2 separate regions of the Homo sapiens genome follow, and region 1 is linked to region 2. Evidence: chromatin loops called from intact Hi-C (ENCODE). Cell type or tissue: Caco-2. All regions are shown on one strand. Links, peaks and the distances in the headings refer to the core of each region. The heading gives the core; the rest is flanking DNA. Region 1 has its middle 54 kb from the start of LINC02082. Region 2 overlaps GOLIM4 (golgi integral membrane protein 4).

Evidence for each region. Hi-C counts contacts between places; a loop is a spot of excess contacts. Peaks named below come from ENCODE experiments on the same cell type or tissue, not always from the same donor. Only the 100,000 strongest peaks of a DNase experiment are listed, where the experiment ranks them.
Region 1: a loop joins it to region 2, with 4 times the contacts of the local background. A loop is called at or near these places in 26 of 110 quality-filtered maps.

Annotation. Positions count from the first base shown.
Region 1 is chr3:168,839,206-168,855,965 of GRCh38, forward strand. No RefSeq gene overlaps it. Among named protein-coding and RNA genes, the nearest start is that of LINC02082, 54 kb to the right of the region's middle. In Caco-2, for the core only: a CTCF peak has its summit at 8,278 (motif pointing left); no DNase peak of the experiment used is centred there.
Region 2 is chr3:168,040,683-168,057,442 of GRCh38, forward strand. It overlaps GOLIM4 (golgi integral membrane protein 4), which reads right to left. Exons shown (of 16, transcript NM_014498.5): 2 at 7,609-7,683; 3 at 6,268-6,317; 4 at 4,146-4,199; 5 at 2,697-2,847; 6 at 710-792; 7 at 104-187. Among named protein-coding and RNA genes, the nearest start is that of GOLIM4, 47 kb to the right of the region's middle. In Caco-2, for the core only: a CTCF peak has its summit at 6,701 (motif pointing right); no DNase peak of the experiment used is centred there.

The sequences.
Region 1 (16,760 bases), core at 5,098-13,097, 800 kb after region 2:
TTAAGTGAAAACTATTTAAATCATTAACGTATTTCAAATGTGACCTCTGGTGAATTATGTATTATTTTCCTTTCATTTCCCTCGTCTTTTGAATCAGAATAACAATAATGCTTATGTTGACAAATTGTTGTGAGGACAAGGGTTACAATATTAAAAAAGTCTTCTCAGGGTGCATCTTCAACAACTAGTAACTTTTATTATGCCAATTAATTTTTAAAGTATCCAGATATCATTTTTGAAAAACTTTTAAAAACAGTTAATTTAGTGAACTATACTATATTACTTAGCATGGTTATGCAAATTTTTTTAGTTATTTTTACTACCAATTTTGGAGAAATGATAATTTCTCTGTCTTTCAAAGGGTATTTTTCTCATTGTACCTGCTTGAAAATCTATCCCCAAAGGTTTACTGGTTTCCTTTCTTTGTAATACATGCTTTAGGGGGAAATTATCATTTCTTCTTGGAATTCTGGAATTTGAATTAAAGAGTCTGCCAGTCAGCATTGCCTGTTTTCCCTTGGTCCTGGCATACAGAACTTGAATTGGTTTCCAAGGCAAAGCATTCAATAATCTGTATGCAAAGTAGTATTTTTACATAGCTCTGAATGTCATATCCAAATGTAAAGCTGCCTGTTGCCTCAAGTGTGAAATTCATTCTCATTTAAATTTTATGTTTCTTTGCAACTAGTGATGCTGGTATTTGGGGACTGGGCTGTAGAAACACATGTGACAGTGGTTAAAAGTAGTAATAGCTGTGATTGCACCTCCCTGGCTCCTTCCCCACTATTGCCTTTGTCTTCATGGAAATATGGAGAGCGTTTCATGTGGAAGCTACCCCTGGGCTAGCAGTAAATCTGCAGAATTTAAAGGTCCTAGTCATTTTTCTGAATGCATTTTACTTTGAGCTTTTGAGGTTGATTTTAGTCCAAAATGCTGATTGAGGATGAAAAGGTTACTAGAGAATTTGCCTATTCATGATGCAACCCATTTTTCATCCAAATCCCATGTCCGGATCACTTTTAATCTTCCCACTGCCTTCTGTAATGGCTGCTTGCTGCTCCTTTGAGCTACCATTTTTAATGCAAAGGGTCAATGGCAAGAAACTAGTGTCTCCATGGTTAGAACTAGACCTCCCATTTAAGTAAAGTGTTATACCAGAAATATGGATTCCTAAAGCCATTAGTTACAGTAATTGTATGGAGTACTAAGGACTGTACCTCACATGAGATAGCAAAAGTGTTAATGGTGGCTATAATCTAACACCCCAAAATATCCTTTTCTTAGGTAGGTAACTTATTCACTATAATGTTGAGCAAAATTGTGGAGCTATTGCTGTGTATCACACATTGTCCGCAAATTTAATGACATAAAACACAAACTATTATTTTTCATGAATCCTTGAATAAACTGGGCAGCTGTGCTGGTCTAGGCCAGACTCTGGACTCTCATATGTCTGTGGTCAGCTGGCAGGTCAGCTGGGCCTGGCTGGTCCAAGATGTGGCTGGCTAGTCTTAAGGCCTAGTCTCAGAACTGGCACATCATCACTTCTTGCTGCAGTCTTTTGGCCAAAGCAAGTCACACTCCTAGCCCAGATTCAAGAGGTGAGGAAATAAAGTCCGCCACTTCAAGGCAGGAGTTGAAAGTCACGTTATAAAGAGAAAAGATACATGTCTGGGTACAGAATTGGGGTCAGTTTTACAATCAACCCCAATTGCTTTTCCGGATTAGGAGGGGCAATACTGAGGTTCCCTCCTATACTAGATCACACCAGCTCACTCATGGTAAGCACCACAGCTCAAAAGCGAGATGTGAGGTTTTGAAGTTTTGAATAAGCTCTAACCCTCTGTGAAGTTATCTATTACAACAGCATTTAAGAAAAATAACTAGACAGGCCAGGCGCAGTGGCTCACTCCTGTAATCCCAGCATTTGGGGAGGCCAAGATGGGTGGATCACCAGAGGTCAGGAGTTTCAGACCAGCCTGGCCAATGTGGTGAAACCCCATCTCTACTAAAAATACAAAAATTAGCTGGGCGTGGTGGTGGGCACCTGTAATCCCAGCTACTTGGGAGGCTGAGGCAGGAGAATTGCTTGAACCCGGGAGGCGGAGGTTGCAGTAAGCCGAGATTGTGCCATTGCACTCTAGACTGTGCGACAAGAGTGAAACTCCATCTCAGGAAAAAAAATAAAAGAAAGAAAGAAAAATAACTAGACAGCTTCATAATGATGTTCTGTATTGATGTTCTGTATTGGTTAATACATTTCTGCAACATTTGGCTTAATATAGATATATTTTACCTATGCAGTGGAGTCTTGATTTCTTAAACAGCATGTTCTCAAAGTGTTTCTTCTTGTTTTCTTTCATGTGTGTGTTTATAAATGTATGTATATGCATGTATATATGGATTTAAATGTATACACATATGTATATGTATATATATATGCACATATGTGTGTGCATGCACATTTCCTACTTCACTTCTGCCAGCATGCCAGCATCCCTGTTATTCTTTAGCACTCTGAGGTACCACCTTATGGTTGTTTACTGAAGTTGCTGATTATTCCAAAGGTCACTACCCAGAGCAGGAGATGTTACCTGCCTTACTGGAGCCAACTAGTTATACAGTGGAAGGGAAATCTAGGTGAGGATGTTAACAGGCATATGTATGCATCTTTTTATGTGGTGGTTCTGATAAAAATTCCATAGGCTCAGCAATAGAGGGCTCAAAATCTGGCTGATAATTTTACATCTGGGGTAGCTGCATTTATAATCCTCCATCAGTTGTGGTGTTGTCATCTTCATTAAGAATTTAATGAGCACCAACAGGCCTAGCTAATGTGTGGAAAACAGAGGTGTAGCCACATCCTCTGCCTAGCAAGCTGTTGCATGATTACAGAGCTTCTGGTGTGCATGAAGAGCTGGGCCCTCCCTATTTTTACTTACTTCATAAATCTAGACACAGACTTCACTTTGGGGCTCATATTATTAAGAGGATACTGCAGAGGAAAAATAAACCCCGTTTGGTAAAGTAAATGGTATGCCTGCCTCTGTAGCTACCCATGGTTTATTACTGCTGTATGTTATTTCCAGCAGTGCTTATAACAGTGATCATAAGGGACCTTTAAAGACTTACTGATGCCTCTTGGGCAGTTTCAGAATAATACCGTTTATAAATTATTCTGCCTACATATCTTATGTCTTCAGGATTCCTTTTGCCTTGCTTTGTCTGTTGTGAGTATATTTGCATGAAAACAGGTGTGTGACAAAATTCAACATTCATTACAATGAAACACACCCACACTTATACACACTTTATTTTGCAAATGAAGAAATAAAGAGAACTTCTTAAATCTGATTTTTAAAGACAATCTATAAACATACATATAGCAAAGATTATACTTGGTGGCAAAATGCTGAAAGCATCCTCTGAGGTCAGGAAAACAAGACAAGGATGCTGCTTTCACCAACTTTCAATATTTCACTGGAGGTCCAGTCTAGCCTAATAAGTTAAGAAAAAGACTTACTGGAAATAAACATATTAAACTGCTATTATTCCTAGATGACATGATTATTTGTCTAGGAAATCTAAAAGAAGGTATATACTATTAGAACTAATAAGTAACTTTAGCAAGGTCACTAGGTACTATGTCAATAAATAGACTAATTGTATTTCTGTACATCAGAAACAAAAATGAATTTTTAAAAGACATTTATAATCATATTAGAGACCTATAAAATATCAAAAACCAAATTAGATGCAAGATGTATAATGCCTCTAATTAAAACCTCAAAATATTATTGAGAGAAATTACAGAAGACCTAAAAAAATAGAGGCATATACCATGGCCATGGATTGGGAATGATGTATAGTTCTAACTCAATCATAATTAAGATTTCTACAGCATTTTGAATCAATAAACTTATGCTAAAAAGTATGAAAAAGAAAAGATCCAAGAAGAGCCAAGAAATCTTGAAGAGTAAGAACAGAGCTGACAACTTTCAATGCTAGATAACGCTATAGTAATTAACATAATATATTATTGGTTCAAATGTGAATAAAGAGAACACTGAAACGTAATAAAAAGTCCAGAAAATGACCTACTTATATAGATCAATTGGTTTACGACAGGGAAAACCCTACAGTACAGTGAGTACATTAAGTGGATATATTCTATAAATGGTGCTGGGTTCATTGAATATTCATAAAGAAAAAATATTAATCTTGACTTCTACCTCTTACCACATACAAGTCAAAACATTTTACATTTAACTGTACAAAGATATGTGTCTTTTCTAAAAAAAATAGTATTTTTATTTTAAGGAACTATATTTTAATTTGTTCATTTGTTTTTGTTTTGATATCTAGGAACTCACAGCTAAAGCATGCCTGATCACAGTAATTTTCTTTAACCTAAGGTTTCTGGCATAACTCTCTTGTCCCTTTTATTGCATGACAATTGTTCTTTCATCCTTGCTTTAACGATTCTATTTTATGGGTCTCTTTTGTGTGTGTGAGAGTTATTTTAAATCTTTTTTTGAAGTAGACAAGGTATAAATAATGAATAAATCAATCAATGAGGCAAGTTAAACTTCTTTTGAAATTTTGAAGCCTGATTGAATTGTCAAAAAGAATTATAGCTCGTATAGTAATCCCAGTAATTACACTTTGATAAAGTTGTAACTGTCTAACATCATATTGCTAATATATTAAGCAAATAAATATTACATGGAATGTTCTTTAAATGTTAACATACGTGTCAGTATTAAAAATAAGTAGCATTTACATGGAGAAAGAACCTACTTTTTGTAGACTGTGTGTTATATATACTGGGACAAAAAATATAGATTATTTGTTTCTCTTTAGGAAAAGTTGCTTGAATATTGAAATAACTTTTTCATATGGATACAGTATGTAGAAGAAAAAGAATAACTGTTTGGAAGGTGGGAAGTGTAGCAACTGAGAAGTGCTTCAAACCCTGTTAGTGATTAAGAATGTGAGATTTAAAGTTATTAGACCTATCTACATAGGAATCCCAGCCCTGCCACTTAGTGACTGTGTCATCTTGGAAAAGTTACTTGACCTTTCTTAAGACTCAATTTCTTTATATCCAAAATGAGAATAATAATATCTATCTCATATAGGCTTGAATCTGTATATGGCTGAATGTAGGCATGACATTAATTTTTTGCAGAGTGTAATATTTCCGTATTTTAATATCCATCCTTTAAAATATTTAATTTTGAGTTTTGGAAGAGAATGAAATTTGAGCACCTATATGCAACAAGCAGACTGAGTACGGAATAACTAGGAGAGCAGGTGAAAAACGTGAATGATGTGGGACAAATAAGAAATTCTGAACACTGTGTGCAGCCCATCAATTGCAATGAGGACCTGGGGAGTTGTAACCTATGAAACTGTAGATGCTGTTGCTGTACTGTGAAGCACTACTGCTCTGACAGGCTCTCTGAGCTCCCATTCCACCTAGCACACGTGGCAATAAAGTGCAGCACATGGAATCCATATTAGAGCAATAGCTGCATCTTCAAAAAAACGTTTTAATGACTTTTCTAGTCTGCATTTAGAAGGATGATTTTAGATCTTACATCTTATCTTTTTCTAGGTTAATGTGCCTTCCCCCTCAGATCCCTGCATTTGGGGAAATTTCTGTGATGGTATACTCCCAGAGAGTATTGTGTCTCATTCAAAATACCCTTAGGAAACCTTTGATCTAGAATGTAAGTTCAGCAGCCAGAATCAGAATTGAATGCTTGTGGTGGTGTGAGAAGTCTGCATATATTCGGAAAGTTGTATAGGGACATTTTGTGTCGCTCCTTCTTCCACTTCTTCCTCTTCCTCCTCTTCTCCTCCTTCTCTTCCTCTTCCTAGTCTCCTTCTTCTCCTCCTCCTTCTCCATTTCCATCTCCTTCTCCTCCTCCTTCTCCTCTTCCTCCTCCTCCTTCTCTTCCTCTTCCTACTCTCCTTCTCCTCCTCCTCCTTCTCTTCATCTTCCTACTCTCCTTCTCCTCCTCCTTCTTCTCCTCCTTCTCTTCCTCTTCCTACTCTCCTCCTCCTTCTCCTCCTACTCCTCCTCCTTCTCGTCCTCTTCCTACTCTCCTCCTCCTTCTCGTCATCCTTTTCCTCCTCCTCCTCATTCTCCTCTTCCTTCTCCTCCTCCTTCCCATCCTCCTCCTACTCCTCCTCCTTCTCGTCCTCTTCCTATTCTCCTCCTCCATCTCCTCGTCCTTTTCCTCCTCCTCCTCATTCTCCTATTCCCTCTTCTTCTCCTTCTCATCCTTTTCCTACTCTCCTCCTCCTCCTTCTCCTCGTCCTTTTCCTCCTCCTCCTCATTCTCCTCTTCCTTCTCCTCCTCCTTCTTCTCCTCTTCCTCCACCACCTACTTCTATTCTTCTTCCTACTCTCCTTCTCCTTCTGCTCCTTCTCCTCCTCCTCCTCATCTTCCTTCTCTTCCTCTTGCTACACTCCTCCTCCTCATCTTCCTTCTCTTCCTCTTGCTACACTCCTCCTCCTTCTCTTCCTCTTCCTACTTTCCTTCTCCTTCTCTTCCTCTTCCTACTTTCCTTCTCCTTCTTCTCTTCCTCTTCCTACTCTCTTCCTTCTCCTCCTCCTTCTCTTCCTCTTCCTACTCTCCTTCTCCTCCTCCTTCTCCTCTTTCTCCTCCTCCTTCTTCTCCTCCTCCTCTTCTTCCTACTCTCCTCTTTCTCCTTCTCCTCCTCCTTCTCTTTCTCTTCCTCTTCCTACTCTCCTTCTCCTCCTCTTCCTTCTCCTCCTCCTCCTTCTTCTCTCCCTCTTCCTACTCTCCTTCTCCTCCTCCTTATCCTCTTCCTCCTCCTCTTTCCTTGTCTCTATATACTCTTCTCCTTCTCTTCCTTCTCCTCTTTCTTCTCTTCCTCCTCCTCCTCTTCTTTCTCTTCCTTTTCCTACTGTCCTTCTTCTCCTCCTCCTCTTTCTCCTCCACCTTCTCCTCTTCCTTTTTCTCTTCCTCCTCCTCCTCTTTCCCTTCCTACTCTTCTTCTCATTCTCCTCCTCCTCCTATTCCTCCTTCTCCTCCTCCTCCTCTTCCTCCTTCTCCTCCTCCTTCTCCTCTTCCTCCTCCTCCTCTTCCTCCTCCTTCTCCTCCTTCTGTTCTTCTTTCTACTCTCCTTCTCCTCCTTCTCCTCCTCCTGCTCTTCCTCCTCCTTCTCCTCCTTCTGTTCTTCTTTCTACTCTCCTTCTCCTCCTTCTCCTCTTCCTCCTCCTCCTCCTTCTCCTTCTTCTTCTTCTTTCTTCCTCTTCTTCTTCTTTTGAAGTCTGTGTACTGGTGTCTTGAAGAACCATCACCTTTGGAAAAGGTAGATTTTGTCAGCAAACTGGACCTGAGAAATCTTTTATTGCAAGGGAGGCTTCTGGATTAATTGTTCTCTTCTGTTGACATCCATAGCTATTGGCACTTGCAAAGATCTTATTTGATGGTTTCTATTCCTTGGGTGACCAAAAGCACTATATCAAAATGCAAATAAGGGAGAATTTTCAATGTTTAATATTAAACCAGCCCTCCTACCTACAGGAAACTGCCATTTCTGCAAATGGTGTGGAATGTTTTGTTATATGACAAGGAGTGGAAGAGCTAAATATGCCCTGCACTTGAACCGCACTCTGTTCATCTAAGAATTCTGTGTATGTTGTATTACATTGGAACTATCTGGATTACAGCACAGACTAATAGTCAACCAGCCAAAATAAAATCAGCCAAAGATTCATTGCTGTCGTTAAAAACCTCACTTTAGAAAGGAAGGACCTAAGTAGATACTTTAGTAATCAAATCTGAGGAAGTTCAATTTTACTTGGTTGTGAGAAACATGGAGCATGCAAATACCTAAAATTAAGCAATACTAAAGAAAAAAATAAATTTACTTATCAAAAATGATTAAAGTGTAGAAGTGAATCTGCTATCACAGTAATTTAATAAACTGAAGCATGAGTTATTTTGGATTGAATTTGTTACATAGCTCATGCATGAAATGATCTGTTGCTTGTTCTTGTGACTATGAAACAGCAAAGGGAAAAAATGTATTCTGTCCGAGGCATTGTAAAAATATTGAAAGCTTTGAGCCTTTTGTAGAGGCATATGACTACAACTTGTCATTTATACTTTACAGGCCAATAATTTTTACGCCGAAATCGCAGATGCTTAGCTTTCAGAATTATCTCTTAATATATAGTGGGTTCAGAAACTCAACTCTGGCGCCATGAGACTGTCACTCATGTGATTACACTGCCACCATGTGGTTTCAAAGATCCTTTCCAATTAAAAAAATCAAAGATATGGCCTCTTACGAAAAAGAAAATGATGATTCAAGTATTTTCTCTATTTTTCTTGGTCGTTTGTTCTGTTACAATATTATACATAGTGTATGGATTCTCATGGGAGGTATGACTGGGGCAGAAATGTAAGAGGTGGTAGTATAGGCTAATAATTATTTGTAGTTCTTCATGAATTCAGCTTCTGCCAAGTGAATACCATCAAGAGCTTTGCTAGCAGGTGCTACCTTCATTGACCTTTTCTGAATAAATATAGCATTTACAGTGTCCAGAAGAATCTAAAAAATTCCTTACAGATGTCAATAGGCAAGTGTTTCTCAAACTCGGTTCCTAGACTGGCAGCATGAACATTCTTGAGAAACGTATTAGAAATGCCAGTTATTCAGCTCCACCCCATGCACTGAATAAGAAATTCTGGAAATGGGGCCCAGTAATCTGTTTTAAAAAGCCCTCCCAGGTGATTCTGATGCTTGTTAAAATTTGAGAACGATTGTTAAAGACAATCACATCTCTCTTAGGATAGATTAACACACATTTCCCTAGATAGTGTTAAATTTAGCCACCTGCTTCGGGCCCCTAAAAAAAAAAAATCCACAGAGAAGTGAAAGACAAAGGTCCCAGGGCTTCCTATCAGTTTCGTTGACCAGCACCCTGAAGCCCTCCCTGGGAAGGAAGAAGCAGGTCATCTGGGGGGGTTCCTGTTCCCATCAACTGCCCTATCAGCATTCTTTCTTCCCTATTTAACTGCACCTGAAAGAGTTGCTACAGCCAATTCGGAATAAATCTTTCAACCTTTTGGGATTATTGGAACACAGTCAATTATGAATGGATGTTATATATAAGACTACTTTTCGGACATTAAAAATATAGTTTTTATATATAAGCTAAATATAAGCTAAAAATATAGTTTTTATATATACGCTAAATATAAGCTACAAATTGGAAAGCCTCCCAGGCTTTAAGAATGTTAAAGAATGGTGGGATGGTATGAATTGGAGACTCCATGCCCTGTCATTACAGCCAGACACTAAACTGCTTCCCAACTCAGTTTTCTGTAGTCATGCACAAAGGTTGGCCTCATGCTACTAGGACTTCTGATATTTATAATATGAAAAGTCAGAAAGAATAAATTTTATGTAAAATGTCAAAATTTTAAAGTATGAATTCAAGTTTACGTGCATGTATAAATAAATAAATGAAAACATATCTGCCAGTTTGATTCCATCTACTGACCTCCAGAATCTTGTTTCTGGGGTAAACAGTTAAGGAAAATTGTGGTTATCAACCTCAGCATACATTTATGAACATATGTATGTCTGATATTGAAGTGATTTGTGTCCATGCTTTTTCATCTTTGTATGTGTAAATACATATCCTTTCTCTTCCTCTTCCTCCTCCTACTCTCCTCCTTCTTGTTTGTGCTTCCATAGAAATTTTAGGATTGTTTTCCTGTTTCTTTGAAGAATGTCATTGGTATTTTGGTAGTGATTGCACTGACTATATACACAGCATGGAAACCTAGCATCTCAAAACATGGGGGAAATATTTTATTTGGTAACGAAGTAGCTTCAAACTGAGTAAAAGCAAAAAATCTGAAAGGTGCCTGAATTCAAAAAGCACATCTCTAAAGTGCCATGCTTTATAGAAGAGAATGTATGATATTTTTACTAATATGAAACATGTTTTCAAAGCATTTAAAAATCTTTCAAGATCTTACAAATTTCACAGCACATACAGAATAAAAATATTGAGAATATACGACTTACTTGTAGTGTAGGTTATTCTTAGGGACATATAAAATACTTAAAAATATCAAGATTAGGAACAAAATTAGGCACTCAATTGGAACAAAAATCAGATTTTAATTGTTTTTATCCCTGGCTATGGAAAGAGTGCTTAATAAATAGCAGCTGAACTAATAGAAGAATAAGTATTGATCAGGTGTTACTGAGAGAATTTTCTACATAAGGCATGGTCTCTGCAGCTTAACCCTCACTGTCCTCACTGTGTCCAAGATTCAGAAAGTGCGTCTTATATCATTGCAAGTTGGAGGTTTTCTGAAAGACTTCAAGAACAACTTTAGATAGAACCTTGGTTTTTCTCTGTGGTTTCTTTCCAAATCTAGTAAAATTTCAGTGGCTGTGCTGCTGATCATATATTTAAGATTGATAGAACTAATTCTGGGTTAAATTACAATGTACACACCAAGCTGAAGATCATTCTGGTCACTCGGGGCCAATGTCTGGATACATCCCCATCCCTTGGCACAACAGAAGCTAGTTTTTCAGACTGTTTCCAGATTTAATGAAGACCTCCTGCCCCAACTATCTTGACCTATAGAATATCATTGTGGTTAGGATTCTGAACATGGGGATCCTTTACTTTCCTTCCTCATGGATTTTAGAGTTTCAAGAGTATCCCATAAAAAAATGCATATTCAGTAGTCCCCACTTACCCTTAATGTATATGTTTCAATATACCCAGTGGATGCCTGAAACCACAGATAGTACCAAACCCTATATATATTATGTTTGTTCTATCCATACATACATATGATAAAGTTTAATTTATAAACAGGCATGGTAAGATATTAACAACAACAAAAATAAAATAGAACAATTATAATAATATGCCAGCATAACTACTCTTGTGCATTGGGGTCATTATGAATTAAAACAAGGGTTACTTGAACACAAGCATTGTGATACTGCCACAGTCAGTCTGAAAACTGAGGAGGCTACTAAGTGACTAGCAAGCAGGTAGAGTCTATGGGGTGAGTACTCTGAACAAAGGGATGATTCAAGTTCCAGGTGGGAGAGAGCAGAAAGATAAGGGAGGGTGTCAGATTTCATCACACTAAGAATGGCATGCAATTAAAAACTTATGAATTGTTTACTTCTAGAATTTTTTATTTAACTTTTTTCAATTTAGAATTTTCAAATTTTCTTAAATATTTGATACATAAGAAGTACATATTTTGAGGTTATATGTAATATCTTGATACAGTCATATATATTGATCAGATCAGGGTAAGTGGGATATCTGTCTCCTTAAACATTTGTCTTTCCTTTATACTGGAAATAATTATTATCCTCTAGCTATTTTGAAATATGCAGCAGATCATTGTTTAGTCACCTTACTGATTTATCAAACACCAGGTCTTGTTTCCATAATCTAACCATATTTTTGTTCATATAAATCAACCTCACTTTATTTCCTCTCCTCCAACCCTGGCCCTTCATGGCCTCTGGTAACCACCAATCTACTCTTTATCTTCATAAGATCACCTTTATTACCTCCAACATATGAGAGAGAACATGTGATACTTGTCTTTCTGTGCCTGGCTTATTTCACTTAACATTATGACTTCCAGTTCCATCCACTTATATTGCTGCAAATGACAGGATTTCATTCTGTTTTATGGCTGAATAATATTCCATTGTGTAAATACACCACATGTTCTGTATCCATCGATGGCCTCATAGGTTGATTCCATATTTTGGCTATTGTGAATAGCGCTGCAATAAACATGGAACTGTAGCTATCTCTCTAATATATTGATCTCCTTTCTTTTGGATATATACCCAGTATTGGGATTGCTGGATCCTATGGTAGTTCTATATTTTGTATTTTTAAGAACTCCCATGTCATTTTCCAGGATAGCTATATTAACCTACCTTCCTAGCAACAGTGTACAAGGGTTCTCCTTTCTCCACAATCTTGCCAACATCTGCTATTCCTTGTCTTTCAGATAAAACCAATTTAACTGAGGTGAGATGATACCTCATTGTGGTTTCCCTTTGCATTTCCCTGATTATTAATGTTGTGTAATTTTTATATACCGATGGGCCATTTTTATGTCTTCTTTTGAGAAATTACTATTCAGATCTTTTGTCCATTTTTAATTGGATTATTTATTTCCTGGGGGGGGGGGGTTGTTTGCTTTTTTGAGATTCATATATATTCTGGTTGTTTATCCCTTGTCAAAAGGATAGTTCACAAACATTTTCTCCCATGCTGTGCATTGTCTCTTCCATTTGTTGGTTGATTCCTTTGCTATACAGAAGCTTTTTGCTTGATACAATCTCCTTTGTCTATTTTTGCTTTTGTTGTCTACACTGTGGAGGTCCTGCCCCCAAAAACCTTGCTTAGCCCAATGTCCTGTAGCTCCTCTTCAGTGTTTTCTTGTAATAGTTTCATAGTGTCATGTCTTATTACATTTAAGTCCTTTAATCCACTTTAAGTCGATTTTTGTATATTGTGAAAGATAGAGGTATAGTTCCATTCTTCTGCACATGATTATCTAGTTTTCCTACCACTATCCATTGAAGAGCCTGTCTTTTCCTCAAAGTGTTTTCTTTGTGTGTTTGGCAAAAATGAGTTGACTGTAAATGCATGGATTTATATCTGGAGTTTCTATTCTGTTCCATTGGTCTATATGTCTCTTTTTATGCCACTACCATGCTATTTTGATTACTATATCTTTGTAGTATATTTTGAAGTCACGTAGTGTGATGCCTCCTCCTTTGTTCCTTTTGCTCAGGATTGCTGTAGCAATTCGAGGTATTTTGTGCATCCATAGAAATTTTAGGATTGTTTTCCTATTTCTTTGAGAATGTCATTGATATTTTGGTAGGAATTACATAGAATCTATAGATTGCTTTGGATAGTATTGACATTTAAACAACATTAAATTTTTCGATCTATGAGCACAGAATGTCTTTCCATTTGTTGTGTCCTCTTCAGTTGTTTTTCATCAATGTTTTATTGTTTTCCTTGGAGAGATCTTTTACTTCTTTCTTTCTTTCTTTCTTTTTTTTTGAGACAGAGTTCTTGCTCTGTCGCCCAGGCTGGAGTGCAGTGGCACAATCTCAGCTCACTGCAAGCTCCGCCTCCCGGGTTCATGCCATTCTCCTGCCTCAGCCTCCTGAGTAGCTGGGGTTACAGGCGCCCACCCCTATGACCGGCTAATTTTTTGAATTTTTAGTAGAGGCAGGGTTTCACCGTGTTAGCCAGAATGGTCTCGATCTCCTGACCTTGTGATCTGCCCACCTTTTTTGAGACGGAGTCTCGCTCTGTTGCCCAGGCTGGAGTGCTGTGGCACCATCTCGGCTCACTGCAAGCTCCACCTCCCGGGTTCAGGCCATTCTCCTGCCTCAGCCTCCTGAGTAGCTGAGACTACAGGCACACGTCACCACACCCGGCTAATTTTTTGTATTTTTAGTAGAGACAGGGTTTCACCATGTTAGCCAGGATGGTCTCGATCTCCTGACCTTGTGATCCGCCTGCCTCTGCCTCCCAAAGTGCTGGGATTACAGGCATGAGCCACCACGCCCGGCTCATCTTTTACTTCTTTAGTTAAATTTATTTCTATGTATTTTATAATTTTTATAGTCATTGTACATTTCTTAATTTCTTTTTCATATTGTCCACTGATGTTGTATATAATACTAATGATTTTTGTGTACTGTTTTTGTATCCTGCAAATTTACTGAATTTATTTATCAGTTCTAAGAGTTTTTTGGTGGAGTCTTTAGGTTTTTCTAAATATGAAATCACATTGTCTGCAAACCAGGATAATCTGATTTCTTCCTTTCCAATCTGAATGCCTTTTATTTTTTTCTCTTGACTGATTACTCTGGCTAGAATTTCCAGTATTATGTTAAACAAAAATGGTGAAAGTGGGCATCCTTGTCTTGTTTCAGATTTTAGAGAAAAGGATTTCAATTTCTCCTTATTTAGTATGATGTTACTTTGAGTATGTCATGTGTGGCCTTTATTGTTTTGAGATATATTTCTTCTATCCCCTGTTTGTTAAGTATTTTTATCACCAAGGAATGTTGAATTTTATGGAATGTTTTCTCAGGATTCATTGAATGATCATATGGTTTTTGTTTTAGGTTCTATTAATGTTATGTTTAACATTTATGATTTGCATATGTTAAACCATCCTTGCATCTCTGGAATGAATTCCATTTGATGAAGATGGTGAATAATCTTTTAAATGTGTTGTTGAATTCGGTTTGCTTATGTTTTTTGAGGATTTTTGCATTTATGTTAATCAGATATATTGGCCTGTAGTTTTCTTTTTTTTGTTGTATCCTTGTCTGGTTTTGGTACCATCAGGGTAATGCTGGTCTTGTAGAAGGAGTTTCCCCTTTCTTCACTTTTTTTGAAGAGTTGTTTGTTTGTTTGTTTGTTTGTTTTGAGACAGAGTCTTGCTCTGTTGCCCAGGCTGGAGTGCAGTGGTGTGATCTCAGCTCACTGCAACCTCTGTCTTCTGGGTTCAAGCAATTCTCCTGCCTCAGCCTCCTGAGTAGCTGGGATTACAGGTGCACACTGCCACATCCAGCTAATTTTTGTATTTTTAGTAGAGACAGGGTTTCACTATGTTGACCAGGCTGGTCTCAAACTCCTGACTTCAGGTGATCCACCCGCCTTGGCCTCCCAAAGGGCTGGAATTACAGGCGTGAGCCATGGCACCTGGCCGAAGAATTTTAGTAGAATTGGTATCAGGTCTTTAAATGTCTGGAATAATTCAGCAGTGAAACTATCAGGTCCTGAACTTTTCTTTGATAGGAGACTTTTATTGTGACTTTGATCTCATTATTTACTATTGGTTTGTTCAGATTTTCTATTTCTTCATGGTTCAATCTTGGTAGTTTATGTATTTCCAGTAACTTATCCATTTTTCCCAGATTTTCCAATTTGTTGCCATGTACTTGTTTGTAACAGTCTCTATTCTTTGAATTTCTGTATTATCAATTATGTCTCCTCTTGTATTTCTGATTTTATTTATTTGGGTCTTCTCTGTTTTTTCTTAGACTAAATAAAGGCTTGTTCATTTTGTTTATCTTTTCAAAAAACCAGCTTTTCATTTTGCTGCTACTTTGTATTTATTTAAGTCTCAATTTCATTTATTTCTGGTGTTATCTTTTATTTCTTTCTTACTATTAAATGTGAGTTTAGTTTGTTCTTGCTTTTCTAGTTCCTGAAGGTACGTCATTAGTTTCTTTATTTGAAGTCTTTCTACTTTCATTTGTTGCTATAAACTTTCCTCTTAGCACTGCTTTTACTTTATCCCATAGATTTTTGTATGTTTTAGTTCTTTTTCCATTTGTTTCAAAAATTTTAAAATTTTATTCTTAATTTATTCATTGGCCCATTGATCATTCTGGAGTATGTTGTTTAATTAACATGTGTTTGTATAGTTTCCAAGGTTTCTCTTGTTATTGACTTCTAGTTTTATTTCATTGCAGTCAGAAAAGATAATTAAGATAATTCTACTTTTTTGAAATTTTTTAGATTTTTTTTGTGTCCTGAGATATGGTCTTTTCTGGAGACTGTTTCATGTGCTCATGAAAAGAATGTATATTCTGCAGCAACTGGGTGAAAGGTTCTGTATATGTCAGCTAACCCCATTTGGTCTAGTGTGTAGTTTAACTCTTACACTGCTTTGTTGATATTCTGCCTAGATTATCCGTCCATTACTGAGAGTAGTTTGGTAAAGTCCACTCCTGTTATAGTGCAGCCTTTTTCTTGCTTTAGATCTATTAATGTTTATTTTATATACTTGGGTGCTGCTGTGTTGGGTTCATAGACATTATAATTGTTATGTCTTCTTACTGAATTGACTCTTTTGACCTGTGTCTTTTTGTTCAGTCTTTGGCTTGTGATGCATGTTATCTGATATAAATATAGCTACTCCTGCTCCTTTTTGGTTTCAATTAGCATGAAATGTCTTTTTCTATCCCTTCACGTTCAGTGTATTTGTGTCTTTTTGAGTGAGGCTTGTTTTTTGTAAGCAGTATACATTTGAGTCTTATTTTTTTGTGTACTCAGCTACTCTATGTCTTTTCATTGGATAATTGAGTCTATTTGTATTTATGGTTATTATGAATAAGCAATGACTTACTACTGTCATTTTGTTATTTGTTTCCTGGTGATTTTGTAGCTCCTCTCTTCCTTTCTTTCCTTTGTGGTGTACTGATTTTCTCTGGTAGTATACTCTAATTCATTATTTTTTATTTTTAGTGTATTTACTGTAGGTTTTTGCTTTGTGATTACCGTAAGACTTACAACAAACATCCTATGGCTATAGCAACTTATTTTAAACAGATGACAATGTGTCTTTGATCACAAAGAAAATAATAAAAACAGAGGAAATACTATTGCCCCTTATTTTGACCTTTTGTTGTATCAATTGATATATTTTTATATTACCTATCTCTTAATAGGTTGCTGTAACTATTATTGTTTTGACATATTTGTCTCTTAGTCTCCATACTAGAGTTATGAGTGAATTGCATGCCACAATTACAGTGTTAGAGTATTCCAAGGTTGTGTACTTACTTTTACCAGTGGGTTTTGTATCTTCAAATGTTTTCTTTTTGCACATTAATATTTTTTCTTTCATAGTGAAGAGCCCCCTTTAGCATTTC
Region 2 (16,760 bases), core at 2,810-10,809:
GAACTCACTGAAGATTGGCTTGTAAGAGACTACATGCATAAAGGAATTGAGAAATGTTAAGCAGACTTGTAAAAGAACCCACAGAGGCTGCTACCCTTCTAACCTGTGCAGCAGCTAGTGCACTCTTGTGGTCTTCCAAAGTCACTACAAGTTGTTCATGCTCGGAGAGTAAATTCTTATGCTGTTGCTACACAAAAAAGAATTTTACATGTTGAGCTTTAACATTCTACGACAAATTCTTCTTTGGCTGATCGTGATATGGCTACCCAAATGTTACTTGCTTGTTTATTTGTTGTTGTAGCAGCATGTGTTAAGTTTAAAAATCATCGTAGAGAGAACACTACGCTTTATGTAGTATTCCAAAATCTAAAACGTGCTACCCAAATATCATAATCATTTATTTACAATGAAATCAAAACCAAAGAAACAAATTTCTCATTATTAGTAAACTTTTATAAATAAAAAGCTTATTAATATGTAACTAGCATGAGAATAATTTCAGTACTAATGAGAATATTCAGATTTTCAGACCATCTTTTAGCTTACAATGCTGAAGTGGTAAAAATATTAGGTACACTCTAGTTAATGCAAAGCCCACAATAACAACGTGGATTTGTAAAGCAGGCCAATTAGGGAATGACTTTTTAAAGTCATTCTACCAAATAAAGCAGGCAAACACTAAATAGTGAAACGTTTGGTTTTCTTTTACCTTGACATCTTGAAGCTGTGTATGTATGTCTTGGTGTGCTTTCCTTAGTTGTCTATTCTCTTCTCTCAAATTGTATACAGTCTCTATTTTAGAAAAAGAAGGATCACACATAAAGCCTTGAAACTTTCAGGATTCTGTTTCTATTATTTTCATATCTAAAGCCACCTATAACTTATTTTAGAATTTATTTTGAACTCAGACAATATAATATTCAAAATCAACAAAAATGATATTGTATTGGGATGTAGCATGGTTTTAGCTGGACATCTCAATCCACTCTGGTTCAGTACTTTAAATGCTTTTAAACAACTTTTGCATGACAGACAAAAGATAAGGAATTTTTGTTACCTAGGAATTAAAAATGAGATGTTAATGTCAATAAGCATACCCTTAGGAATAAAATATAATGCGTAGGTGTACTCAGATTTGAGTCTCTTCACAAATTAAAAACAAAGCTTCAGCATTTCAGTCAAATTTTTAAAAATAATTTAAAATTTTAAAAATATATAAAAATAAAATAATCAGAAAGTATAGACCCTTAACCCTTTGTAGTACTGCCTCAAGACTATTTAACTCCTGCATGACTTTTTGTTGTAACTTACTTTTTTTGAAATGCTATATTATAGAGAAATGTTGCAAAAAACATATAGAGTGGTCCTAAGGACACAACACCCAGCTTCCCATCATGATGACATCTTATACAAATACAGTACATTACCAAAACCAGGAAACTGTTGGGGTCAGTACAGTGAACTAGACTACAAACTTGATTTGGGCTTGACCACTGTTTTTGCATGCACCATATGCCTCTTAAAACCAATTATCTCACTTTAAACTTATTTAGCACCTATTTTTTTTTTTTGACAGAGTCTCTCTCTGTCACCCAGGCTGGAGTGCAGTGCAATGCCCCAGCAATGCAGTGCCCCAGCAATGCATTTAATTTTAGTGCGATCTTGGCTCACTGTAAGAACCTCCGTCTCCCGGGTTCAAGCGAGTCTCTTGCCTTGGCCTCCCGAATGGCTGAGATTACAGGCATGTGCCACGATGCCCGGCTAATTTTTGTATTTTTAGTAGAGATGGGGTTTCGCCATTTTGGCCAGGCTGGTCTCGAACTCCTGACCTCAAGTGATCCACCCACCTTGGCCTCCCAAAGTGCTAGGATTACAGGCGTGAGCCACCGTCCCCGGTTGAAATGGGGAAGACGTGTGTCTTGTGATTAATCTGGAGTTCACCTAAATATTTGATTGCAGAATGCACTGGTTTCTTTCTCCAGGACTCACATGCACTCAGAAAAGTGACATATTTTGTTTCATATTACTATGAAAATACCTGACACAGATGTTGATGGGTAGCAAATTTATGAGCAACTACTCTACATGCTTTATGTAAATTATTTCTCACACCAATTCTACAAGGTTGATATTTTTATGATTATCTCAATTTCACAGATAAGACAATGAAGCCCACAGTTGTCACACAACTTACCCATGGTCACATAGCTAGTGAAGAAGCCAAGATTCACCTGGGCAGTCTGACTATAGAACTTGAGCTTTTTTCAGTTACTACTGGCGATCAACAGCAAGTCTCTGCTCCCTTGGAGATTTTTAGAAATATATGGAGCAATTTTTGATTGTGGCAATAACTGAGAAGCATTATAGCATTTAGTAGGTAAGGATCAGAGATGCTATCTGTCTCGCAACCCAGTTAAGAGAAGAATCGTCTTGCCCAACAGGGCCATGTGCCCCACTGAGATACAAGAGAATACACTACGATACAACAGAACACACGACATATTCTATTCTGCTTCCCTAAACCAACCCAAATAGATGAAGATACATGTGAAACATTACAAAGAAAAAGTGACTGGTAAAGGACCACATGATAAATGTAAATCGATCACCACTCAAAACAACAGTCTACAGTTGCACTGAAACATTAATATCAGTACTTATTTAGAGATAAACTGGCTAATCAGATTTCCAAATACCTTTTAGCTTAGAAAGTTCTTGTTCTTTTTCTTGCTGGAGCTGCAAGTATTTTTGCTTATGGTCATTAAATGTTCTACTGAAGTCTTCCCCTTGTTTGCGATGTTCCTCTTCCAAGTCACTGTGCTGTTTCTTTAGCTCCTCGTGTTGGCTCTGCAAAGATGAAAACTTGAGTAGAAATATACATTCTCTGAATTATATGAGAGTCTATTTCTTGACAGCACAGTAAACAAAAACAAATGAAAGCAAGCAAGCACAAACACATGAAGAAATAGGCTTTGTTTTTCTCAAGTTGCTTTAATTTGTGCAGCTTCCCTCCATTTCCCCTGGATTTCAAATGAACAGTTGGGATCACAGCCAAAAATAATTTTCCCCTTAATTTTTAAGAAGTTAGCATGAGAGATGGAAAGGGAAAAAATGTGGGAAAATTCCCAGGGACACATATTACTGTGGAAACAAGGTAAAGCTAATGGCAAAATTATCCCTCCCTGGGTATTATGGATTTCCTCTTTCGATCTGATGTTTTCCCAGCAATGCATTTAATTTTCCTTCTTTGGTATTTCAGCCTTTCTGGTAACTCAGTTTAAAAGAGAGAGAGTAAATGAGACTTTTCCCTTTGGGAATAGTAATCAACTGTTTAGAGAATTGACTTTTATTTACCTTATTTCCGATTATAATCCTACAATGTAATCATGATCTAGATAAACACTACAGTCTCCAAGTGCTTAATGTGAAAGCATGGTTTGCTTTAATTCATTTACTGCTCTCTTGATAATAAGAAAAGATTCCGGTTTCAATAAAAAGTGCATGCCCTACTGATATCAGAGGGAAAGACAATAGCAAACAGAAAGCGAGGGGGAGGCACGGTGGGGTGGAGATGCCGGCATGATCTGCATCCTGCGAGAAGGGCATAACTGCATGCTGCCCGTCTCTTCCAGCTTGACAGAAACAATGATCCTCTTCCTGACACAGAATAATGAGTTTTACTCAAGGACCAAGGAAGCAGAATCTTTAAATAATAATTTGTGTTCCTGTGGTAAGTAAAAGGACATTTATTAAATATTAGTAACAAGAAGGAAGCATTTTAATAGTTCTACAGCCTCCAATCTGTGTAAGATAAAAGAAAATGTCTAAGGAAAACCACTGTGAGAAAGTAAATGAACATAAAACCCTAATGGATAGAGAGAAGAAGAAAATTAAAAATGAGGTAACCGAGAGCCTGATTTGCAAGAAAATGTGTAATAATTAAAATGTTCTATGTAATCGAGTGATAAATACGACAAGCCATTACAACTATATATAATTTTTAGCCAAATAAGATTTTAAAATGCCATATTACAATACAAATCAACTTCTGTAAACTTTCTTTAATCACTTTAAAGGCCATTAGTCAGTTCAAGTATTAGTTAATCCTTTCTTTTATTCATAAATAACAACTTTAGATTACTCACTTTCAACATCTGATGTTGGACATTCAGTGCACTGTATCTGCTATTGGAATCTTGCTGTAAATCAAAAAAAAAAAAGAAAACACAAAGATAAATATGGCTCTCTTGTTAAATACAGCTTAAAGCACTTTAAAATATAACTTTATTTATTTCACTTGTGTACAGTAAAATGAATTCTACATTTGAACCAAGATGTCGCTGGAGCCATCGATTTAACACAGAAATGAAGTTTTAACATTCCCCTTAGTTTGCTAGATTTTAGAGTAAAAAAGCAGGATATGAAATCATAAAACAGTAGCTTGAAAGAGCCCTTAGAGATGATTTCCTTCCACTTTCATATTCAGAAGAACTGGAGCCCAGACATACGAACTTGTCCTGAGACACAGAGTCACCGCGCAGGGCTAATATATGCGCTGGGTGCTTGAGGTAAGAGGGAAGAAGAAATAAACCGATGAGGAGCGGGCCTCACAAGCTGAGCATGGCTTAAAGGGGGAAGAGAAAAGGCACTTTCTTTCCCTGAACTTCAGCGGGTAAGAAATTCTATATACATGATTTTACCCCAGTGAGGCTCTATTTTGCAGAGTGAGAAACTGAGTAAAGATTAGGAACCTGCCAAGAGCAAATATTTCATTAAGTAGCAGAGCCAGGATTGAAACTTGAGCCTAAGTCTCTGGCTGAACTGCGTGTCCTGAGCTCCAGGTTCCAGGGGTATATCTTTGTGTTCCTGTGGGGTATCTTCACATATGGACCCAATAGTCCCGGGCAGCCATAACCAGTCAGTATGCAAAACACACCTGATTCTTTTCCCTCTCTATGCTATGTTGTTTATGTTTAGGTACCATATCCCTCACTTTACCCTGCCAGCACAAGTATACACTCATGCATTTTTTTTCATATTTTTATTAAAAACTTCTAAAATGAACTGCATTTTTGCTTCCTCACTTTACTGCTTTAATTTGTAAGGAAATTACAAGTGCACACAGCTTTGGTTAGTGCTGTTAAAAGCAAGCAAGAGTTGAAAGCTGATGGCCTCCTGGGCTATCCAAAGAAGTGACTCTTCTCAGTTTTTTTATTTTGAGATAGGGTCTGCCCTGTTGTCCAGGCTGGAGTAGAGTGGTGGGATCATAGCTCATTGAAGCTTTAAACTCCTAGGCTCAAGTGATCTTCTGCCTCAGCTCTCAAGTAGCTGGGAATAGAGGCATGTGTACCATCACGCCCAGCTAATATTTTGTACTTTGAAGTCTTGCTATTTTGCACGGGCTGGTCTCAAACTCCTGGCCTCAGGCAATCCTCCTGCCTCAGCCTCCCAAAGTTTTGGGATTACAGATGTGAGCCAACTCACTTGGCTTCTTCTTAGTTTTAATACCCCAAAATATCAATGTTTTTCAATTAATGCTTATATACTTTTCTTAGAGTAAGAAAAGAGTAGCTTTTATCCAGTTAATTTGGACTTTAAAATATTTTTATTTATTTATTTATTTAATTTTTATTTTTTTATTGATCATTCTTGGGTGTTTCTCGCAGAGGGGGATTTGGCAGGGTCATAGGACAATAGTGGAGGGAAGGTCAGCAGATAAACAAGTGAACAAAGGTCTCTGGTTTTCCTAGGCAGAGGACCCTGCGGCCTTCCGCAGTGTCTGTGTCCCTGGGTACTTGAGATTAGGGAGTGGTGATGACTCTTAACGAGCATGCTGCCTTCAAGTAAAATATTTTTAAATGCCAGTATCATTCATCCCTTCACCCATTCCACAAATGTTCTTAAATGAAAACTCTAGGCCAGGTCCTGTGTTGCATGTTACACATGTGAAGGCAAACCAAAATAAATCTTACATTCTATAAAAAAGAGAGACTGCAAACAAATAAATGAAATAATCTTCTTTTTATAGTTGAACATTAAGGTTATTCCCAGTTTATCCCTATTATCAACAATGTGATAAGTAAAGGTAAGTTTAAAGTCTTCCTCTTAGAATTTTTTGGCAGCCAAAAAAAAAAAAAGGGGGTGTCAGTCCTATAATCCCAGGGATCAAAAAGTAAAAGAGTTCGCAACTGTATTTCTCTCTCTTTCAAGTTTTATGAAAACAAATTAAGGAAAACAAACAACCACAACAAAAAAAACAAAACTTACCCTTCCTTTATTTAATGTTTCTTGTGCTTCTAACTTATAAACAAGAAAATCTAGAAAATACAAGATGGAAAAAAACAGTGATAATTCACTACACAGATTTTAAACATCTAAAGAAATAAAGGCAAACTTCACTCATGCTTACAAAAGTGTTTTAGGTTTAAAACAATCTACTTGGTGATTTACATACTTTATTTTGGCTCTCATTGCTTTAGAAAGAATTGGAAAAAACATACAGCTTCCTCTTTACCTTACAGCTGTAAATCTTGCATCCACAAAATCCAAATTATAGCCAATTGATTAAAAGTGCTTTTAGAATATCTCTGATTAACTCTCCTTGAAATTTAGGAGGGAAAAAATGGAGCACATCTGAAGACAAAGGTGATTTATTGCTATCCACTAGATGGCACACTAAAATCATTCAGTTCCTGAAAACAGAAATCAAGCCAGCCAAGCCATCTTTAATGCTTTGAAAACCTTATTATCCACTAGATGGCTCTATAAAATCACTCTGCATTTGAAGGCAAGGAGACTCCAAATCTTATCAAAGCATTTAATGATGCTGAACTTCTATTCTTCACACAGGCTCAATCCAAGGGTCAGTAAAACATCCTAACCAATACTGCCCCTCCTCTGCTATCCTCTTCCTTCCTACCAAGGTAGGCAGACAGAACACGTAATTTAAATTTCAAGATTTATCATAAAACATGAATAAATAAATATCAGAATGCAGATAACTTCAAATCATCAGCTGTATAAGGCCTGTGTTTTATGGAAAAATTCTGATAAAAATTGACAGCATTGCCCAGTGGCTGTCCTAAATGTAAACTTTCAAACTGAATCAACTGATGTGTCAATAAAAACTTTCACAAGGTAAAAACAGGTGCATAACTTAAAATATAATGGACAATGGGATCAATTCATTACGGTATAAATATATATGTATGTGTATAAAATTTGTCATATTCTGGACAATGCATCCTGTTACTTCCCCCCCAACCCCAGCCCCCTCAATATCTGTGGACAGAAGTTCCAGGTGTAAGTAATATACCCGTTTAATATGCAGATGAAAAATTATATGTTATTCCTGAAATAATAAGTGTAACCAATATATGAGCTATCACAAGGTGGCATAAACTGAATACAGTATTCTAAATCCAATCTTGTATAGGGATTATTGCACAATGCATAATATATTACTTGACATGTCTTTCTCTGTCCACCTATCTGACTTTGGGTTGATTTGAGAACGATCTTAGCCAAAAAAAAATTGTAAACCAAGTATATGATACGTCAAAGAAGAGTACTGGAAAAACACAGAACACAAATTATGTATTTACTTACCTTCCTTTGCTTTTTTATGTTCAAGTCTTTCTTTTTGCAAGGATTTCTCTAATCTTGATCTGTGTTCATATACAACTGGAAAAAAAGTTAACATTTTTGTCTTCAAAGAATTAGAAATTTAAAACTAAAATTAACATCAATTTTTAAAACAGGAAGAAAACAGTGTAGAGTCTTTACACAATTTAAATAAAAACATATGTGTTTTAAGTTCCCCTTTCCAGGTAAAGAACAGACATACTAATAGGCATTATTCTGGGCTGGCTCCCATCCAGCCTGCCCTTTTCTAAAGCCAGTACTCTGAATGATGCTTCCACCTTCTTTGCCAGCTCCATTTCCTTCTAGGCCTCTTAAATGCAAGTGTCTTTTTGAGATCTTTTTCCTCCTGTCTTCCTGGGCAACCTTGCTCAATCTCCTGACTTTTAACCATCATCTGCAAAGCAGTTACCCCCACATCTACACTTCCACCTCTGGCTTCTCTCTGACTCTAGAAGGGTATTTTCTCCTAAATATTCCATAAGTACTACAAAGTCAACATGATCTGCATCTGAATTAAGGCTGCCTGGATCCATAAGGAGACCTCAGCAGCATACCACTGGAATGAAAGAGGAGGTGTATCTCCTCCCTCCTCCCACGTCAAGGAAAACAGACTAGAGAAGCACAGAAATAGAGAAGGAAGGGACTCTCCAAAGAATTTATAAAAGGGTCCACAAAAGAACTAGTCAGGTTCACCATCAGCCACAGCCAGAAGAAACCAGCGGCAAACCGATGTTCGGTTCTGTAAGACCTTTCTGCCCTTTATCCTCCCTCCCCACCCAGTCTACTCTGAAGAATCCAGAGTCGCCTGGTGAGCAGGGGAGGAAGAGCAGACATGTCTGGCAGACAACAAGGGAGAAGAGGCATACCACAACACTCCTTCCCACTGCAGGCTCCACACCTACAGCAAGCAGAAGCTGGACAGGAGGGAGAAGCCTTACCTTTGAATTAACTGTCCTGGACTAGACCAGACATAACAATTAATGAACCAAGACTGTGTGTTTATGAATACAAGTTTTGAACTATTTTTTGCTTTTAATCTGAGAGAAGTTAGTGAAGCAAACAAGTTTGTCTAAGATTTCATCCAGGAACAGAAAACTCAGCTCCACAAAATGGTTTGAATAGGCACCGAGGGAGAGAACAGAGTAAATTAAAATTCTGATCTACCCTTTGAATCCTGTTTGTTCAGCATTATGGTCAAATATGATCTCATTCTTGGCAGGCTAAGCCAAACGTGTTACTCCATTCTTTGGCCAGTCACAAGCTCCCCGTGACTACATACAATTTAAGCATCAATCACTGGTTGACCATATACAATTCACAGAACAGCCCCAACACTACTGGCTGCTGCCAAAGTCATCAGGGTCCCAGAAAACTCCCTTTCCCCATCCCTGCAGCAATCCCTTGCTGCTTAAGGGATTCCCTGCCTCTCTTCTTGCCCTTTCTCCATTGTTATGATGGCCAACAACCACCATTGTCCTCTTTTCAGGTTGGCCATCATCTCCTGCGTTCTATAGCTTCTCCCCACACTGTGTCTTTTCTTGTCATCCCATATAAAACTTCCATTCTCAGGACTCCATCTACTATCACGATAGACCCTACCTCTATTCACACCTCTGCTAACATCTCCGTCTCTAACTCCTAGAATGCCTGTGACCACTCAAATTTGTATGGTGTGGTCCTCTGATGACATGCATACCCCAATCTCAACTTTTCCCTCATCCGTAGGCAGTCATTGCAATAATCCCTGCCCCATCCCCTTCCTCTACCAGGGTTCCTTTTCCATTCACCAGATGATCCTTTCCCCCTGCATTATTATTATAAAGGAATTCAATATAACTCTATATCTATGGCATCTCTACCATGTACCTGGACAGAAGTGTAAAACTGGGATAAAAATAGTTGTGTTCCAAAAAGTTTGGTTCCAAGTCCACTGCTAAAAAGTAATTTTTTTTCAAACATATACATGTATGGAGTGTAAGCCCCTTGGACAATTACTAAAATCCTTTCAAAACTAAGAGGTTCCTTGGATTACTACTAATAGCCCCATCTTAAATTAAGTTTGGAATAAAGAAAGGAAAGTGTAAGATTAGCCCTATAGAACATCACGAAGCCAGGCCCTGAACTGTGCACTCACAGTCTTTGAGAATTTCACTGAGGTGGGGGAAACATATAGGGAAAGAGCTAAATTACAATACTATCATGATAAAACAGAGGCAAGAATAGGATGCTCAGGAACACGTAAGCTCCCCAGCTGGAAGGAAAAACACTCCCTTCACCGCCAATCCACTGGCCAAAGTTCTCACCGTCTGGGTAGAAAGTTATAAGGGCATAAATATGCCAGTTAAAAGTGAATCTGATTGCACTAATGGACATATTATAGACTGAATTTCAGCAATCATGCAAAACTTTCAAAGAAAGGAACAGGTGAACTATCCAAGATCCTACAGCAGCAAAGTCCCCAGTATAGGCGGAAACAATTCTAACCTAGCAACACCTATAATAATAATAATAATAATAATAATAATAATAATAATAATAATAATAAAACCTAGCAGCATAGTCAAGAAAAACATACAAGGCAGACTGTTCATCACCCACCCCAGTCACCTCAGACTAAATATTAAACATTATTGTAGAAGGTCAAGGATAGAGGGGAAAAAAGCTGAATTTACAAATTACAATCTGGTGGAATTGCTGTTTACTTAATACAATGCAGCAGCAATCAGGGTAAACTCACTTTTGCAAACTTAATATTGTGTGGTACCAGATAATCAGGTCATAATTATCTTTGGCTTAGGAAGGACAGAACTCATCAGCATGATTTCATCTTCAGTAAGAGAATGGAGGCTCTGCTAGATGAAACCAAGTAGAGAGGGAGTGTGGGGGATATGGGTGAAGAGTGCTGGGTGCAGGATGGTATTCCATTCTTTATTCTCTTCCCTTGGATTCAGTCAGGAAGATAATACCCTGACAGCTGGCCCAAAGTACCCATTTATCAAACTGAATCATACAACTGTCTTTGACAGTTCCACACTAAATGGAAATTTACATATTTGACATATTAACAGCAGTGTGTCTCAAGAGCCAGGAGATCATAGGACACAGTTATAAACTTTCATAAATAACCTGAATAAATCCCATAAAATGTCCACAGAAAGGCAAGCGTGTTTGCGAATTATTGTTAAAATTCAAAGGTCTTAGAAAAGCTGAGAAATACTCATGATTACATGCATGGCATCATAATAGCAAACTGTTAACGCAAGAAGAATGTATTTTTGCAAATACAGGAGAAAAAAGATGTGGCAAACAGGAATAGAGTATATATATGTAGAAACTATGAGGTAATTGTGCTATTAATACTATCTTACTCAGAACTGGACAAGCCGTCGTTATAACAGCAGCTTCTAATCCTGATGTAATGTAACTTAAGAATTCAGAAATGGTTTGAAGGCTGGAGAATATCACCGAGGAGGAGGAGGGTGAAAGAATGGAGCAGCGGTGACGGATGGAGACATGGAGAAGGGTTGTTCTTCACCAGGCTCAAGAAAAGAATAAAGGAAAACAAACTGAAAAAGGCTCAAACTATAGGCTGAAGAAACCACATCAGGTAAAGGGAAGTCAGAGTGAAAACTGGCCCTTCGAACTGAAAAATCTAGAAAGAAGAGGAGGAGAGGGAGAGAGGCAGGTGCTAATATAAGGGCTGAAGACACAGCCTTGATGCCTGGGTTAAAATCCCAGCTTCATTTCTCATGAGGTGAGCTGCTGAACTTCTGTGAACTTCAGTTTCCTTGTACGGTTTGTGGGGATAATAATAGATGTATCTCTTTGGCTGAATGTCAGAGTTAAATGAGTTCATATATATCAAGTGCTTAGAATACTGCCTGGCACAGAGTAAACACTATTAAAATGCTTAAATAGCTTAAAAGTGCCAGAGAAAAAAATCAGGCGATCTCCCCTGAGCCCTTCCAACCCTACAGTTAAAGTCTAATAACAAAGTAATCATATGTATGTGTATATGCATATATGTGCATATATATATATATACACATACACACACTCTCTCACACACACACTCTCTCTCACACACACAGATGTATACACACACATATATCTGACTTAAAAAGGCAATGACATTGGTCTCAGTTTTCTTTTACTTAAAAAATTTCTTTAAATAAAAGAAAAAGCAAATAATAATTCCATATGTTATTTAAACCCTTAAGTTTTTGAAAATAAAAACGGAAAGACAGTAGAACAGACCATATAGAATTTCTGTGCTTGTACCTCTTTTAGAAAACTTCACTATTAAGCACATACACACACATACGCACTACCTTTCTTTCTTTTACCATGCATTCTCCAGGCTTTTGAGCTGTGATTTATCTAGCTAGGTTTACTGTTTCACTTAGAATGAGGATAGCTAATCAATCCTTGTCACCTATCTCTATTTTTCTATTTATACTCTGAAGTCAAGGGCATCAGTCAAGATGAACTAATGCTGCTAAAATCTCTGCAACAAAAAGCTATATATTGAATATTCTCATAGCACCAAACAAGTTTAAGGAAAAATAAGTATGAAAATAATGGTTCAATCTCAGCAGTCAAGATCTTTAATGCAGAATAACACTGCAACAGGAATAGGATTTGAATCCAAGAACTCAGGAGAAAAAGATGAAAATCCATAATACTCATCTCATCTCCTGCTTACTTAAAAGGGGTTTAATATTTTCCATGCAACCAGGAATGGAAAGAGGTTCTATTCCCCCCAAAAGCACTCAGGAGTTTAAAAACGTGCCAGCTTCCTACAGCAATTTTCCATTTTAACTCTGACTTCCATTTGAAAGTCACACGAGAAATCAGCTGTATACATTCACTTATGGGCAAAATGCATATCTATGCAATTTCAAGGCAAACTGCTCCAATTCATAATCAGAAAGCAACACTCCAAAATTAGGCAGAAAACACTGCTAAGTGTTTTGACATCTTAAACCAAGAGAGGGCAATGTTTCTTTGGCAGAAGAAATAGCCTGTGAAATTTTGTTTTTGGTCCCGACTATAACATAATGTTTTATTTTTAAAAAACAAACAACAAACAACAGAAGCTTGGTATGAAAGTCACACAATTCAACTTGTGAAAACATTGAGATTTGCAAGTACCTCTATCTTCTTATATATAAAACAAAAATTAAAATGAACAAAGTATGCTTTTGATAATTGTGATTGAAGAATGTTTAAGCTTAATACTAAGAAAGATGACACAAAAAGGAGAATAAATTGAAATTAATATACGTCTCAGACTTCAATACTTTTGAGGGTTTCTTTGGGGCTAATGTCATAGAAATTAAGAGCCTTTATGTGACAGTTTTTGGTTGTAATTCTAAATCACCAGAGGTGGGGTGGAAGCCAGCCACCTGCCCATCCCATTCCTCCATAAAAGAACAAGTTGATGGGTCAACACAAAGTCAACATCATGCATTCTTTCAATTACTTTTCCTTCCTTCTTCCATAATTTTACCTTACAAGAAGTCTAAGACAGAATACTGGAGATCTCCTAGAAAACAACCCCCATAAAAGAAAGAAATAAAAAGAAAAAGGAGGTGGACCACTATTACCATTTTAAGGCTGACACAGGACTCTCCCTCCAGTGCCCAGAAGTAGGGAAGGACATCGCTAGGGCACAGACTTTGGTTCCTCCTCTCGTTTCCTTCAAAAACGTCTCCTCAGAGTTCTGCATCCATCTTCAAAATTTAACTACAACCTCTCACAGATGACTCCCAAACCATGAAACCCAGATTTTACTTCTCACTCAATTCCAGTTTCATTCCTTCAATAAAATTCAATCTTTTGAGTCTGCTTCATAATTTATGGCTGAATTTAATTTTTAATAAGCCCTTTCCCACACATTCAAGGCCCAGGCCTGGGGGGGCAAAACCTCCCAGTGGCTTCTCACCACATCGGGAGTGAAACCCCACAAGGCCCTCACAGGGCCTTACCCCATCGTTCATCCTGCCCGACCCCAGCAGCCTCTCTGTTAGGCTTGAACATGCCAGGCACACTTTCCCCTCAGCCCCTCCTACTGCCTTTCCTTGAGCCTCACTGCTCTTGCTCCAGGTATCTGAGCAACTAGCTCCCTTACTTCCTTCAGATCCTCACTAGAAAGATGCGTTCACACCCAGAACATCCTGTCTAAAATTGCAACTAGCTTTCTGCCCTCAATACTTCGTCTCCTTTCCTACATTATTTTTCTCTTTAGTGCTGATCATCATGCTTTGTTTTTACTTATTAATTAAACATAATTTATTAATTATAAAATAATAATTTTTATTACTGTTATAAATAAGTAAAATAATAATTTTTACTTATTAATTCCCTGTCTATCACAAAAGAACAGAACCTCGATTGAGGGCGAGAATTTCTGAATTACTTTATCTCATTATCGTATCCCTGTGATATGCTTTGGCTGTGTCCCCACCCAAATCTCATCTTGAATTCTCACATGTGGTGGGAGGGACCCAGTGGGAGATAATTTAATCATGGGGCAGGTTTTTCCTGTACTGTTCTCATGAGAGTGAATAAGTCTCATGAGATCTGATGGTTTTAAAAAGGGGAGTTTCCCTGCGCAAATTCTCTTCTTTTGTCTGCTGCCATGTGAGACGTAACTTTCACCTTCCGCCATGATTGTAAGGCCTCCCAAGCCATGTGGAACTGTAAGTCCAATAAACTGCTTTCTTTTGTAAATTGCCCAGTCTGGAGTATGTTTTTTTCAGCAGCATGAAAACAAACTAACACAGTAAATTGGTACCAGTAGAGTGGGGTGCTGCTGAAAAGATACCCAAAAATGTAGAAATGACTTTGGAACTGGGTAACAAGCAGAGGCTGTAACAGCTTGGAGGCTCAGAAGAAGACAGAAAGATGTGGGACAGTTTGGAACTCCCTAGAGACTTGCTGAATGGCTTTAAGCAAAATGCTGATAATGATATGGACACTGAAATCCAGTCTGAGCTGGTCTCAAATGGAGATGAGAAACTTGTTGGCAACTGGAGCAAAGGTGGCTTCTGTTATATTTTAGCAAAGAGACTGACGGCATTTTGCTTCTGACCTAGAGATCTGTGGAACTTTGAACTTGAGAAAGATGATTTAGGGATCTGGTGGAAGAAATTTCTAAGCAGCAAAGCATTCAAGAGGTGACTCAGGGCCGGGCGCGGTGGCTCACGCCTGTAATCCCAGCACTTTGGGAGGCCGAGGTGGAGGGATCATGAGGTCAGGAGATCAAGACCATCCTGGCTAACATGGTAAAACCCCGTCTCTACTAAAAATACAAAAAAAACATTAGCTGGGCGTGATGGCAGGTACCTGTAGTCCCAGCTACTCGGGAGGCTGAGGCAGGAGAATGGTGTGAACCCAGGAGGCGGAGCTTGCAGTGAGCAGAGATCATGCCACTGCACTCCAGCCTGGGCGACAGAGCAAGACTCTGTCTCAAAAAAAAAAAAAAAAGAGGTGACTCAGGTGCTGTTAAAGGCATTCAGTATTAAAAGGGAAGCAGAGCATAAAAGTTCAGAAAATTTGCAGCCTGATGAATGTGACAGAAAAGAAAATCCCATTTTCTGAAAAGAAATCCAAGCTGGCTGCAGAAATTTGCGTAAGTAACTAGGAGCCAAATGTTAACGACCAAGACAATTCGGAAAATGTCTCCAGGGCATGTCAGAGGTCTTCACAGCAGCCCCTCCTATCACAGGCCCAGAGGCCTAGGAGGAAAAAGTGGTTTCATGGGCCAGGCCCAGGGTCCCTGTGCTGTGTGCATCCTAGGGACTTGGTGCCCTGTGTCCCAGATGCTCCAGCCATGGCTGAAAGGCACCAACATAGAGCTTGGGCTATGGCTTCAGAAGGTGCAAGTCCCAAGCCTTGGCAGCTTCCACACGGTGCTGAGCCTGTGGGTGCACAGAAGTCAAGAATTGAGGTTTGGGAACCTCCACCTAGATTTCAGAAGATGTATGGAAATGCCTGGATGCCCAGGCAGAAGTTTGCTCAGGGGGAGGGCACTCATGGAGAACCTCTGCTAGGTCAGTGTGGAAGAGAAATGTGGAGTTGGAGCTCCCAAACAGAGTCCCTACTGGGGAGAAGGGGGCCACTGTCCTCTGGACCCCAGAATGGCAGATCCACTAACAGCTTGCACCATGCACCTGGAAAAGCCACAGACACTCAACACGAGCCCATGAAAGCAGCTGGGAGGGAGGCTGTACCCTGCAAAGCCAAAGGGGCGGAGCTGCCCAAGACCATGTGAACCCACCTCTTGCATCAGCATGACCTGGATATGAGACATGGAATCAAAGGAGATAGTTCCAGAGCTTTAAGGTTTGACTGTCCTGCTGGATTTTGGTCTTGCGTGGGGCCCCCAGCCCTTGTGTTTTGGCCAATTTCTCCTATTTGGAATGACTGTATTTACTCAATGCTTGTACCCTCATTGTATCTAGGAAGTAATTAACTTGCTTTTGATTTTACAACTTCATAAACAGAAAGGACTTGCCTTGTCTCAGATAAGACTTTGGACTGTGGACTTTTGAGTTAATGCTGAAATGAGATAAGACTTTGGGGGACTGTCGGGAAAGCATAATTGGTTTTGAAATGTGAGGGCATGAGATGTGGGAGGGGTCAGGGGTGGAATGATATGGTTTGGCTGTGTCCCCCACCCAAATCTCATCTTGAATTCCCATATGTTGAGGGGGGGACCCGGTGGGAGGTAACCAAATCATGTGGCAGGTCTTTCCTGTGCTGTTCTCATGACGGTGAATAAGTCTAACGAGAGCTGATGGTTTTAAAAAAAGGAGTTTCCCTGCACAAGTTCTCCTGTCTGCTGCCATGTGAGACATGCCTTTCACCTTCCACCATGATTGTGAGGACTTCCCAGACTTGTGGAACTGTAAGTCCAATAAACCTCTTTCTTTTGTAAACTGCCCAGTCTTGGGTATGTCTTTATCAGCAGCATGAAAATGAAATAATACACCCTGGTACACTGAATTGTAGTCATGTATTAGTCTATTCTCATACTGCTATACAGATACTACCTGAGACTGGGTAACTTATGAACAAAAGAGGTTTAACTGACTCACAGTTCCGCATGG